2 separate regions of the Homo sapiens genome follow, and region 1 is linked to region 2. The links are chromatin contacts, found by Hi-C or POLR2A ChIA-PET in ENCODE. All regions are on one chromosome and are shown on one strand. The core of a region is the stretch at or near the end of the contact, and the rest is flanking DNA. Distances in the headings are between cores, read along the strand shown.

Region 1 (7,327 bases), core at 1,865-4,364, 85 kb before region 2:
GATTCCAGAGTTCTGAGTCCCTGGCACCACTGCACTGCTTCTCAGAAACGTTCCTGTCAATGGACTAATAAGCTGGACTGCAGGGAGAACATTTGTTGGTGACAGAACCAGGGTCCAAAAAGTTTTGTCTAGCCAGAGTGATGGTGACTCTAACAAGACGAGTATGAATCAGGTCCAGCTACATAAAAACCCAATGCCCGAGTCATGGTTGGGTGGCAGCAGGCCCAGGGCTCCCCCTTGGCAGCTGTGCAGGGTGTGGGGGCTCAATGGGACATGGAGCCAAACTGGCCCTATTTGATCCTTGGCCACATTGGAGCCCAGAACAAGAGAAAGAGAAGTCACTTTCACTCTGCATTCATCAGTCCATGCAGAGAAGGCAGAAAACCTGGAGCCTCTTCAGGGAAAGAAAGTGTAGAAAGAACCTGAGCTCAGGCAGGCCTGGGTTCCCACATCCCTCCACCATGTACCTGTGTGTGACCTTTGACAAATTACTGATCTCCCCAACCCAGTTTTCTTGTCCTGTGAAATTGGTTTAGGAGTCTACTTTGCCTGGTTGTTGTAGGGGTTAGAGCTAAATAAGCTGTAGAAGGATACCTTCTAAATGGTATTATTCAGAGGAAACTAATCAAAATGTTGATAGCTGACTTGTTGAAAATCAGTCACCAGGAAAAGGAATTAAGCTTGTTCCATATCCAACCAGAACCAAAGAATGATTAGAAGTGGCCAGGAAATAGATTTTGGTTGGACTTAAGGCAGCGATTCCTGGCCTGGGCTGCATCAGGAACAGGGAAGCAGGTAGGCCCAACAGCTGCTTGGCCCATATAGGAATCTGGAGGATCGAAGGTGATGTTGGGCCAGAGCACTTCACAGCTCTTTCTCTTGAGGAACTTAACATAAGCTAGTTTAGAAAGGAAATTAATTTAAAAATCCTTTCACCTTCACATTCAAGGGAAGATGTCTGCACATAAATCTATGTCTTCATCTGTACTTATCCTCAGAATAGATCAATAGAAGTCCTGGATCAAAGGACATCAGCACTTTTAAGACTTGTCCTACATATTGCCAAGTCGTTTTCCAGAGAGATTGCACCCATTAAAAATTCTACCAGTATCAGGCAAGAGCACCCCGTTCCCTGTGTCCTCCTCATCATGGAGAGTTAGCTTTCGAGATCGTTTCTGTGTTGGTGGTAAGAAGGCACCCCATTGCGGAGATTAAGTAAGCATGGTGTCTTGGCTTAAGTTCTGGGGGCTCTGCCCCCTACAGGCTGTGTGACCTAGGGCTGGCTCCTCTGCTTCGGTTTTCTCATCTGTAGGATGGGAATACATCATGGACTTGTTGTGAGGCTTAAATAAGAAAATGTCAGCTGTGTGCAGCATAATACCTGCATTATAATATATAATATATAAATTATGTATAATTATAAATGATATATAAATTATAATATATAAATAATAAGTACATTATTTGCATTCCATGTGCATTATTTGCATTCCTTAGTTAATAGTGAAGTTGAACTTTTTTTCATTTGCCTTGCCTAATAAAGGAGAACTCTGGCAAAAAATGTGCTTTTTTTTGCCCATTTTACTGTTGGAGCACAGGACTTTTCTTACTGATCGTTTAACATGTCTTCCTCTGCTAGTTATATAATATTAGACCCTCTAAATTTTGTTACTAGATACACATCAGCATCACCTGAGAGGTTTTAAAAGTTAAATCGATGTCTGCAGGTAAAGCCAGGGCATCAGACTGGACTTGGGACGATTCTCCTTTGCAGCCAGGGCTCAGATGCGGTGTTCTATTTTAACATTGTCATTTGCTTGCTAATTTTGTTTATATACACTTGAGGTTCAGAAGTTTAAATGTTTGTGTATGTAGCCATATTTCTCTTCCTTTTCTTTTATGACTTCTTCAGTATCCTTTATGTTTAGGAAGTTCTCTCCCGTGCAAATAGTCACAAGCTTCTCCTGGCTTCCTGTGCTGTGATGGCTTCCCGTCTCACCTGCTTGTGTGATCTTGGCAGGTTGCTGAACCTTTCTGGGCTTCCGTTTCCCCTAAGGGAGGGAGTTGGACTAAATCAGACTTTTCCAAAGTCTTCTGAGATGCTCTTTTGGAAAAAGATTTTCCCAGCCAAATAAGTTTGGAAAAAGCACATTAACATGTCAAAAGTTCTGAGAAATATTACAGTAAAGAGAGATTACCCAGCATTTCCACTCCTGGGTATATGGCCAAGAAAATTGAAAACATATGTCTGTACAAAACTTGTCTATGAATGTTCATAACAGCATTATTCATAATAGTCAAGAGGTAGATACAACCAAAATGTCCATCAACCGATGAACAGATAGCAAAATATCTATACAATGGATATTATTCAACCATAAAAAAGAATGAAGCACTGATTCATGCTAACCTGAACAAACTTTGAAAACAATGCTAAATGATCACAAAAGATCACATAGTCTAATTCCATTTATAGGAAATGTCCAGATTAAGTAAATCTATAAGGATAGAAAGATTCATGGCTGCCTGGGGTGGAAGGAATTGGGAGGAAATGGAAATGACTGCTAATGGGCATCTGGTTTCTTTTGGGGTATAAAGATGTTCTATAATTACATCGCACTGATGGTTGCACAAGTCTGTGAATTACTAAATACTAAATAATACTAAAGACAACTAAACTGTGTACTTTGAAGGGGTGAATTTTATGGAATGTGAATTATATTTTATAAAGCTATTTAGAAAAGAAAAGAAAAATTAAGACTTTGGAAGAGCTGGGTCCTTCCCAACTTTGTCTCTGGCTAATCCCAGGACCTTAAGAAAGCTTTCTTCCCAGCATCTTCAAGCCTTCGTTTCCTTATCTGAAAAACATGGCCCATAACACTACTTTGCATTGTGCAGTTGAAAGAACACTTCATACCTGCTTCTTGCAGCATCTCCAAGAAGAGGTTAAAGCAACAAATGGAATCTGAGGTGCTGTGAGGGCAAGTTGCCTTGGCTCGCACAGCTGCTAAGTGGTGGTGTGTGGATTTGAATGCATTTCCGTCAGGCTGGGCACTGTGAATAATATCTGCCCAGCCTGGGTCACTGGGTTGCTGAGAGTTTGTGGCAACACCGTCTGAGAACCTGCTCTGAGAACTGACAGGTGCTCTGCCGTGTGGTGTATCGTTCTAGCCAGTGACGATGGGAGAGGTGTGGTCTGGGAGAGTCACTCCACACCCACTTTTTCTGAGGCTGGAACAGCATTGTTTCCACCTGTGTGGCCCCTGATCAGCTACTCTGAGCTTTACGTTCCTTCTTGTTAACGTGGGAAGGTTTGTTCTTATTTCATGGGAGCTGCTGGGGACTGATATAACCGGTTTATTGAGTGCTTACCTGGTGACCTGCGCTCCACTGGACACAGGACCTGCAACTGCAAGTGGCAGCCTCAGTAAAGCTCACAGCAACCCTCTGAGTGAGGTGAGGTCACTCCCTTTCACAGAGGAGCAAGTGGAGGCACAGAAGCTAGTAGGTTTATAGCCTGATTTCTTTCCATTAAACTTTATGTTCATTGTTGGTCTTTGAAGAGATTATTAAAGGCTATATAGTACTCTGTCATAGACATGTAACTCCTTTAACCATTTCCCTTGTATTTGACATTTGTTCCTATGTTAAGACACAAACAGTGCTACGGTGGACAAACTCATAAAATTCTGTGCACCTCTATGCCTATTTCCTTGAGGTAGATTCCTAGAAGTGGAGTTACTAGGTCAAAGGGCATGAACTCATTTACTGCTGCCTGTGTGCTGCCAAGCAGCTTTCCAGAAGAGAAAGGCTGAGGCCCCGACACTCCCACGAGAGGTATACAGGAGATGACCGTGCAGGAGGATTGGAAACCAGGCTTAGCTCTGTTTTTTCTCTCATATGTTCAGATGATCTCACAAAGACTGATCTTATCCAACCTCAACTTGTTAAAACGTACAGTAGCAAGTAATCTGGAATAGTCAATTCTGTGGGCCTATTCTGTGGATCTCTGAACATCCACAGGTAACTTCCCATGGATGCTCCTTGGCCAGTTAGACAAGTCAAGGGGGAGTTAGTCCTGCAGGAAGTCTCAAGCCAGAGACTCTGTGCTGAGATCTGAGGTGTCATCTGCCACATGAAAATGCCAAGCCTGTACGTAAGAAATATAAGACTTGTCATCAAACCTGCCAGTAATGATAAATTCTAACATTTATTATTTACTTAATAAATTATGCATATTTATTAGTGTAATCCTGGTATTAATCTTAGGAGGTGGACTTTATTAGTATGCTCATTTTAATAGTGGGAATGAGGAAACTATATAAGATGCAGAAAGTGGCTTGTCTGAGGTCACGCAGTTAGTAAACAGGTGGTGGATCCGGACCGATTCTAGTCAGTCTGACTCTACGGGCCACATACCCACCCACCGTACTACACTGCTCTACTGTCTGGCTGATAGGCAACAGATACTCTAGGCCAACCAGTCTTGAGTTCCTGGTAAACACTGCTGAGAACAGCACTGGAAAGAAGCTTTGGCAGCACCTGAGGCAATCTGATGAAGTGCTGTTGTCCACTGGATGAGACAAAGTATAAAACGCAGATGGCAAGTGGCTTTTATCCCTTTCCTTGGCATCCGGCAAAGGGTACATTCCTTGTACCTCTTCCTTGTACCTCTTCCCCGTGCTACCAAGAGTGACCAGGACTAAGAATCAGTGTGGCCACCAAGATCCTCTGGCTTCTGCCTAACCATGCCCATCTGCTCTCCTCCCTCCTGCGCAGGGCTGTGGGGGGTGTGGTGTGCTGGTCATGTTCACTTCCTGTTTTGCTGGTGCAGCAATGTGCAACACTGAGACCTGGGCCCTGCATGGCAGAAAGCACTGTGCTAGCCCGGTGTGGTGGGAGCACAGCATATGCTCCAAAAGATGGATGGAGAGAGGAAAGGCCAGGTATGTGCATGGATAGAAAAATGAATAAATAGGTCAATAAAGAGCTCAGGCCAGGTGCAGTGGCTCACACCTGTAACCCCAGCACTTCGGGAGGCTGAGGTGAGACGATCACTTGAGTTCAGGGGTTCAAGACCAACCTGGGCAACATGGTGAGACCTCATCTCTACAAAATATATGTGTATTAGCCAGATGTGGTGGCACATGCCTGTGGTCCCAACTACTTGGGAGACTGAGGCGGGAGGATCCCTTGAGCCCAGGAAGTTGAGGCTACAGTAAGCCTTTTTCTTGCCACTGCACTCCAGCCTGGGTGACAGAGCGAGACCCGGACTCTAAACAAATAAATAAAGAGCTCAGCACCATTTTTTTCACTAGTCCACACTACACTATGAGAGCTGGGGCCCTACTGCTTCATTACCTGTGGTGTATCCAGGGTCTAACACTAATTGATGCATGGTTGGTAGGGGACAAATGTTAGATGAATGAATGGTGGCAGGTGCTGTAGGACTGTCAGACATTTGAATAAGGCATTCCATTTTCTGGAGTTAGGAAGGATGTCCCTGCGTGCGGCTTTGCCCCAGGCCCCAGCCAGCTGTGGGCCTGTGGGTCTGTGGAGGGGATGAGGCACTGCTTCCACCATCCAGGTCCAAGAAGCCAGGCTGCAAAACCCAGCAGGACAGCTTCCTTTCATCTGTGGGGTTTCCCTTCAGGGAGGGCGTGACTCACAGAGGCAAACTACTCCAGCTTCCCGTGGCCTTGAGTTCTGCTCAGTCTGGCTCTCAGAGGCCCAGCCTTACGGCCTCAGCCTGCCCTGATCCCAGACCTCGGTAGGATGCTAGGGCAGGGGTTGTCATGTCAGGGATTCCATCAGTTTCGTCGTTTTTAAACTTGAGTGTGCACGGGAATCCCCTGGAGGTCTTGGAAAAACACAGATGCCTGGGCCCCACCCCTGGATTTCTAATTCAGTAGGTCTGAGGTAGTACCCAGGAATCTGCATTTCCAACCAGTTCCTGGGTGATTCATCTTTTGAGAACTGTGTTAGGCCCACCTCTGCCAGGCATTATCAATTCCACGTAAAAGGGTGCTTAGGCCTGATGTCACCAGCAAGGGGTTCTGGGAGCCTCTGTAGGCTGGTGGCTGCTGTGTGGCTCAGCTTGGACCCTCAACACCTGCTGCCGCTGCAGCCACTGGTATCTGTCATGTCCCATGGACCCTTCCCTTCCACCGTTCCTCCCTGACCACCTCTGCTTCCTTAGCCCTCTGCTCGGGAGGGTGCTCACACCTGAACTGAGCTTGGGAGCTCCCTGCCCAGTAGAGAGAAAGAACCATTCACCCTCCTCTCCTCCCTCAGCCTTTGCTAGGACCCAGCTCCATCAGCCTTCGGGGCCCCTGTGGAGTTTCCTGTCATGGCCAGGCCCACCATGCCCCGCAGGATTGCCTCCCTCCTCACAGGCCTCCTATCACAGGGTGCTCCCTCGGCTGCCTCTTAAGCCCCATCCTCCTTCTCCTGCAGCTTTCCCGCCTGTCTGTCCTCCCTTCCCACACACACCCAACTCTCACCAGCCTGGGCCTTTGTCTTGCTGGGCCCTGTGTTTGGCCAAGGCAACTTATTTGGAACTTTCCTCCAACTTTGTGAAGGGGACAGTAAGTAAAGGGACCAGGACCCAAGGCTCGGGAATGTATTGGTCCTGCTGGGAAATGCTTGCTTCCTGTGGACCCAGCTGAAAAGTACATAGGAAGCAATTATTTAACAAAGGGAAAGGTAATAAAAGAGCTCAATAAATATTTGTTGAATAAGGGAACACAAAAGCTGCTTTACAGATGCACAGCCAAAAACACCTCTTTAAAAAAGCACTTTGATTCTGTGAGAGCCCTGCAGGTATGCATGCAAAGCCCTTGATCATTTGACCCCAAGTGGGGAAATGAGAATCCCCTACACAGGACATTTCTAGGTTGGAAATTTTTCTGGCACAATGATTGCTTGTGAGTTCTGTGGCAGCTAGTGCCCTAGGCTAATAGGTGCTAAACATCAAAAAGCATCCTAGAGATAATAAATTTGGGAAACACTGACATAAATAAATATAAACTAGTCCATGTACTGGGGGGACTTCTCTGAGCCTGCCGTAGGGAGGCCTCAGGCCATTCCCAGGTTCTTAGACCTTGAGAACCTGCCCCCAAGCCATCTGCCCAGGGGCTTGCATCTGCTCGCTAGGGCTGGGAACCTGGGGGAGGGTAAAGGTAAGGGGTAGGATGGGAATGAAGGCAGTTTTCCATTTTCTCACCTAGCTTCTGATTTGTGCCTAGGAAGGAAAAGATTTCCTTTTCTTCCAGGCTTCCACCAGCAAGGCCTTAGAGAGGCTTCCCCCTTCCCTAGACTCCCACAG
Region 2 (6,994 bases), core at 1,682-4,181:
TAGGCAGGCCCTGGCCTCTTGGAAGAAGAGGGCACACAGCACCCCTCCTAGGGCTGTTGTGAGGTGTAGTGAGGTTGTGCCTGCCTGTGACAGCACAGGAGGAACAGCACAGAGCTCATCTCTACTTCTGCTCCTGCTCCCGCCAGTGTCTTCTTGAAAAATGGTCTTTTAAAACTATTGCCCTCCCCAGCTTACATGTTCCCTCAGTGTGTGGGATAACATTCACATTCCCTGCACGAGTTGGCCTCTACTTATCTCCCCATCCTCACACCCTCGCTCCTGTCCTCCTTGAACATGTGAAGCTCTTTCAAACCTCGGAGCCCTTCCCTGCAGAGTTTCCCCTGCGTGGGCCTTTCTTCCGACTTAGTTGTTGTCAGTCACCCTTCTGGGAAGTGATGGCTTAAATGTCATTTCCTAAATAATTCCTCTGGCTCCTGACCTGAGTTAGGCTTCCTGGCATCTTCTCCAGCACCTGGCACAGTTCCAGATGCATAGCAGGAATGCAAACAAATGCTCGTCCATGAATAAAGGAGAATACCAGCAACTGGCTGTGTGACCTTGGGCAAGTCACTTCACCTCTCTGTGCTTTAGAGTTTCCTCCTCTGTAGTAGGAAGTAGGACTATGTATCTCTAAGATCTCTTTCGGCTCTGGCAATCTTTGGCTCTTTAATGCTAGTGTCTGTACAGGTTTCTCATAAGGCTTCACGGAATAATGCAAGTGAGAGCCTTGTTGAATTGAAGGGGGAGGGGGAGGAGGCTAGGGAGCTTGGCAGAGGCAGCGGAGTACCCACAACGAGGCCCACTCACCCACTCATTTCCTCAGCCACCCACGGGGCCTGCAGTCCCCACGTGTAGCCTGATAGGCAGGGACTAGGGGACAGCCAGAATCAAAACCACAGCCTCCCGTTTTTAGTGTGTGGGCTTCAATTCGATGAGCTAGGGAGGAGACTTCTGGAGAAAAAATACTCTGTAGGGTCACATACACCCAGACAGTGTGGACACCTGCTACACACACATACCAATATGTGCATTTACAACTAATTACATACAAAGGAAAGCACACACACACCCAGAGGTGCACAAGCACACGGTCAATGCCCTGCAGAGCCCACCTGCAGCTCCCTGAGCCCAGGACAGCTCTGTTACCCTCTGAGTCTCTGGGTCAATCTTTACCCTTGCCCTCTGGGTCTTCCCTCTCTCAACAAACCCTGAGGCTGGGCACTGAGGCCTAGGGGATTCAGTGATTTTACTGATAAGGCTGAAAACAGGCAGGAAGGGAGGGTAACTTACAGTGCTCTCCGGATGTTACAGTATTTGCATTTCCACAGTCTATGTGTCTGAAAAAAACTGGGTTTAGTCTAGAAACTTGGTGGTACGCAGGTGTAGCTTTCAAGAGAACTGGGAAACAATGCTGTATGGAGATGGTAACCACTTGTGAGCTGGGTCAGTTTCACTATTTACTATACAGGCTGGCCATGATCTCATTGAACTCTCAGAAGTGCCTTCTGCACAGATAATTTATAGATGATGAAACTGAGACTTGGACATGTAAAGTAATTTGCCCAAGGCATGCAATTTGTAATTGGCAGATCTGGGACTCAGGGAGTAGGCTTCTGATTCCAAAGACAAGTGCTCTTACCACCCCTACCAGCTCAGCCTCTTGCCTCTGGTGTGTGCCCCTGCCCCCTCCCGCCTCTGGGCTCCACATTCTGGCTGCTGACTCCCTCACACATGGCCTGGTGGAGCCCCTACCCATGCTGAGTGGGGCTGGGAAAATGGTGAATTTTCTAGAAAATTGTGAAAGCGCTGCCTACGAGAATGGCTGCCTGGGACACTCCAGCTGCAGGCCCTGGGGCAGTGCCCGTTTGGAAGGTGCAGAGTTTTCTGGAGATAAGCAAACATGAGTCAGGAGAAAGCGACAAACAGCTCACCCCTGCAGATTGGCTGCCAGGACGTGAGATGATCATGCAACGTCAAGCTAACAGCCTCAAATCTTTTTGAAATCGAGTGCCCAGTTGACAGTTAAATCAGTCCGGAGACACAACTTCTCTCCCTCTCAAAACATATACACACACGCGCACACGCGTGCACACACACACGCACACACACACACACTTGATGTGGATTGTGGGACCAGAGCATTCAGGACTTTACAGCTCTAAAGGACCTTCGAGCTCATTGAGCTCTTGACCACCTTAATGTCAAGAATCGCCCAAAGTACCCATTTAAAAGACAAATTCTAACCTCAGCCCATTCCAGGTCTCCAGAATTCTAAGGGAATCTCTAAAAATCTTCTCAAGAAGCTGGATGTTTTACCAGGTTCCTGAGAGATTCTCATCACATCAGAGTTTGTTCCTTCAGGGTTTTGGAACACTGAATCTAGACTAACCCCTTCATTTTATAAGCAACATTTTAGTGATCTACAACATTTGTGTGAGCTGCGCAAAGCCACACAGCAAGTTGGCAGCAGGGCAAACGTGGATTCCCAGCACCGGGCCTCTCTGTCACACCACTCTTCTGACCACATAGAAAAGGAAGGATGGAAGGAAATCAGAGTTACTGAGCGCCTGCCATGGGTTGGGGCATGCTGGACAATTCAGTAGTAAGAGCAAAGGGAACCCCCTGGGTGCCAAGTGCTGTGCAGGGCACTTTTCCTGCTTTTGGAATTTAATACTTATAGTAGCTCTTGGCTGGGAATGGTTACCCTCCTCACGTGCGAGATGAGGCAATGGGCACACAGGGGCTGGGCACTTCTCAGGACCCAGAGGCCCCAAGAGCTAGAGGCAGAATTTGAAGCTGGACCTCAGCTGGAACCTTGAGAGCCCAGGCTCTGAAGCACTGTGCTGCGTCAGCTCTCAGAGACGCACTTGATTCTGTTGCTGATTTCATCAAAAGCTCACAGAAACCTTGTGATGTAGGCGGCGTCTTGTAGAGTTGAAGAAGCCAAAGCCCGGGGTGACAACAAAACCTGCCCAAGATCACACAGCCAGCAAACCATGAAGGCAGATTCAGCCCGGGTCTATCTTGTGTCAAACCCACACACTCCTCACCACATGTGGCGGTTTCGGAAGCTCCTTCCTGGGGCTCCAACTACAGACTACCTCTTCTGACAGTCTCACCCCCGCTGTCCCAGCTCGAACCTTCACCCTCTTTGGGCAGTCTGCATCTGGGGGCCCCCTCACACCCAAGTGCTACTGTGTTTACACTTCTGTTTGTTCCTGAATTCTCTTCTGACCCTCAACTGCTTTGAAGTTCTACAGCCAGGCTCTGCACAGTTTTTGAAAAGCGGAAGACAGTAAATCTTGCAGGCTCTGGGGTCCAGACCATCTCTGTTGCGACCACTCAGCTCTGCCCTTGCAGTGTGTTTAGTTCAGCCATAGACAATTCGTGAATGCGTGAGCATGGTTCAGTACAGCTTTAGTTCATGAGCTGTTGTTTGCCCATTCCGATGTTCTAGAAGAATGCTGGGGATTTGAAATGCTGAAATTTTCGAATGCTGAAAATCCATTCGAGCAGATTTTTATTTGATTCTGCTCTTTATGGGACAGAAGACAAGTCTGTTTGGGAAGGCATGTGTTTGAAAAGAGCCTAAAGGTGTCTGACCATTGAGACCCTAGTGCCTAAAAATCTGGAAGAGACTGCCTAGTTCTCAGGGAATGTTCCTTCCTTCCTTTATTCATTCATAGACTAGTTTGGAACACCCGCCATGTGACAGGCATCGTGTTGAGCCTTGGTGAGACAGACAGGCAAGTCTTTGCAGAGCTTATAGCTCAGTTACTGCTGGGGCTGCCAATGTGATGACTAATAGCAAAGAGTGTAAAGAAGGACACGACTTAGTTGGGGGCTGGGGAAGACTTCCCAGAAGAAGCAATGGGTAAGCTGATTCCCCTGACTGGGAATCCAAGTGAGGGCAGAGACAAGGTACAGTGTAATCAATGCAGGGAAAGAAACATCAGGTGACAGGCTTTTACATGCCATTTTTAGAGAATATGTGCACTGCTGTATTGACCCTTTTGGGAGGGTCTGATTCTTTTAGACAACAGGAACATCCGCTTTTCCCACTGGCAGATGGATCAGGCTGTTGATCCTGTTCTGTGATCCAAATGGCTCAGTCTCCATACTGGGAGATGGGGAAGGTATAGCTGATGTTTTGTGTGAGTCGGTGAATTGTCACAGAAGTAGACAAAACCATGCAAAATTTCCATTTGTTTCTTTGGATTTACCTCTGAGCCGAGTCTCTCAGATCATTAGAAAAAAAAAAAAAAAACACCCCAGATCACAGAGTCTAATAGATAGAATGTTATCTTTAAGGCAACGCTTAAAACTCAATGTTCGTAATGTAATATTTATTTAAAACAAAATAGCTTAACTGTTTTTTTTTAAACGAAAAAATCTTACCTAATTAGTTCCTTGTTCTTTTGGCCCAAAAAAACTCAATTTTACTTTGTTAAAGAAAATATAAGAAATACCAACTACATGAGAAAGTTAAACTGATGTTTGATTCAAATACTAATTATTTTTATTTTTTAATTTTTAAAAAATTTTTTTCACAAAATTATTCACTCATTTTATACACATTTTTGAGCTCATACCATGTGCCAGGCATTGGGCTACAAAGATGAAAAAGACATCAATCCATTTTTATTTTTCAATATATTTCCCAGAACTTGTGTCATCTTAGGAGTGTCCGTGCTGCTGATTGGGCTCAGGGCACAGGTGCTGCTGGATGGTGTTTGGTGCTTTATGTGGTAACCTATTTCCCCAACAGGACATCATGGCTGCCAGGACGAAAGCGTATGCCAGTGGGCTGCATTGACCATGTGGCTTTGTGCATGTTTGGGGATGATTACAAGGATAATAGAGAGCATTTGGGGGACATTAGTGGCAGCACAGCACAAATGAAGCCAGTGCGTGGCCTGTCTCCTCCTTGCACGGTGCTTCTGGCTTTCTGCTGGTTAATACAAGATGCCATGGATAGATGCTCTTGGCAAATGTCCCTTGGGCTGCTGGCTGTTCACATTGCCCTTGAAATCTGAAATACACACCCTAGGGATTGAAAACTGCTGGAGGCTTCATGTTCATGGAGGGAAGCTGAGCTGTATTGGTGAGAGGAATGGCTGAAAATAAGTCCCTAGAGTAGCTTGGTGTGGAGTTTCTAAACAATTTCACATCCAGCAGGTTCCAGGAAGGGCACAAGGCTACCCAACCAGGTCAATGAAAGGAGGCCATTTGTTGAGTGAGGATGGGAAGGGATGGGCACCAAGGAGGGGCCTGCTGTGTGTGTGTTTGAGGGGGTGTGGGATGCAGAGGGAGGGGGAGGTACACCAGCCTGCAGTCTTGCATGACAGGGACTTGGAGAAGGGTCTCAAGGTCCTGATGTGAAGAGGATTGAAGCTGGCCTCAGAGGAAGCTAATCGTGGCATGAAGGAGACCCTGTGCTGGGGCCTCAGTGTGTGTTGTGGTTCTGTGGGGACAATTAGGGTTTCTGGGTTTCCTGAGCTGCAAAGCATCCTGCTCTCAACACCAGTGCACCAGGTGGCCCACGTCAGCGAGGCAGGAAGGAAAGGGCCCTTCACCCTTCCAGGTGTCTGTTTTACCCCCAGTTGTAGTTTCCAGAGCTCCAGGAGGTTTTTGCTTATGCCTAGTTTGCTGAACTTAGTACAGGAGGAGCCCATCCTGTGCATGTACCAACTACCAGGTTGGCAAATAGGTTTCATCCTGAGTGCCAATTCTGGTCAATGCAGGAGCTTCCTGGAGGACTTTGCTGAGACAGAATTCTTAGGCCACCTCTGGCCCTGCAGGAAAGAGGCTGTGATCAATTATTGATCCCTGCCAGGGATATGCCACCAACTTACCATCTCTATGACTCAGTTGTATTTCCCTAGACCCACTTGTGTAGACCCACGTGCTACCTAGACCTATGTGTGCAGTCTTGTGGGCACTCCATAAATACCTGTGAATGAAATTTAATCTACCTAGAGTGCCTCTCCTCTTGAGTGTCCAGTAGATTCTGTACTTCCTCAGATGGCTTAGCAGGTGAAAAGGGGAATATCCCTTTCGAGTTATCCTTGGAAACCTTATTGTTGGGCAGAGCAGGAAGGATGGGGTAGATGCCTTCATTCATTCTGCAGCTGTTTATTGAGTGTTCACTGTGGGCTGAACCATGGAGGCTGGGTGCTGGGGATACACAGTGTGTGCTGGAGCTGGGGACAGACTTGAGGCCCCCTCTCTCTGCTGAGGTAGAGAGCAGCGAAGGCACCTCACTGCTCAAAGGAGTCAGAGAAGTCTGTGCTTCTCAGTGGCTGAGGGGCTGGGGAGGAAGTCCTCTGCCAGAGCACGGGAACCTTGGCCTCAGGCCTGACAGGTGGCCCTTTTTACCACTGTTCTGCAGGCCTCCTGGGCTCCCTCTGGGGATGCTTGCAGCTTTCACTGAGCCAGTAAGCTCTTCTCTCGCCTGTGCACACTGGCAGAGGACTTGAAGTGCTTCCCAAAAATAAGCTGGTTGCCCCCGGGTCCTGCTAAGTTCTGGCAGTTCCAGAAGAAGCAGATAAAGAATGCAGAAGGTCCTCTGCCTTCAGTCTACCAGGTTGTCTCCCCTCCCCTCAGCCAGCCCCTTCCAAAGCCCACTGGGTAGGTCTGGTTTCTCATCCTCAGCACATGCAATCGTTAGATAAGAATGTTCCAAGAACCTGACTAGCAAGAGTTTCATTACCACTCATTTGGGTAAGTCATGATGTGCCTGTCCTTGTGATCAGCTCCTAAAAGCTCAGAATTTGCCATTTCATGCACTTAAAATGGTTAAAGAAGTGTTTTTGGGAAAACGCAGATGTTAATATTTCAAGTCACATAATAACTTTACAACTATCTTGTAAATACAAGTAGGAGCATTTTTGGTTTCATTTTGTATTCCGTTTACTGAAAAATTAAATAAATTAAAATCTTACCTGTTGAAACATGTATATGTGGATCTGTTCATGCACATTTATACCCTCAT

The links. A loop is a pair of places that touch in the nucleus more often than their neighbours do. ChIA-PET counts read pairs that join two places held with the same protein, here RNA polymerase II (POLR2A). Pooled maps may share reads with other maps.
Region 1: a pooled map shows a loop between it and region 2 (2.2-fold over the local background). The contact joins two enhancer-like sites. A Hi-C loop is called at or near these places in 2 of 50 pooled maps. POLR2A ChIA-PET finds 5 or more read pairs at or near these places in 3 of 52 experiments (T-cell, activated CD4-positive, alpha-beta T cell and activated CD8-positive, alpha-beta memory T cell).

The regions. Positions count from the first base shown.
Region 1 is chr1:117,567,941-117,575,267 of GRCh38, forward strand. No RefSeq gene overlaps it. Among named protein-coding and RNA genes, the nearest start is that of TENT5C-DT, 34 kb to the right of the region's middle. Within about 2 kb of position 3,115, at least 12 of the 41 ENCODE cell types and tissues checked have a DNase peak (open chromatin) inside an H3K27ac peak, as active enhancers do.
Region 2 is chr1:117,653,405-117,660,398 of GRCh38, forward strand. No RefSeq gene overlaps it. Among named protein-coding and RNA genes, the nearest start is that of TENT5C, 51 kb to the left of the region's middle. RefSeq lists enhancers at 1,609-1,768, 2,587-2,656, 2,807-2,916, 3,277-3,416. Within about 2 kb of position 2,932, at least 13 of the 41 ENCODE cell types and tissues checked have a DNase peak (open chromatin) inside an H3K27ac peak, as active enhancers do.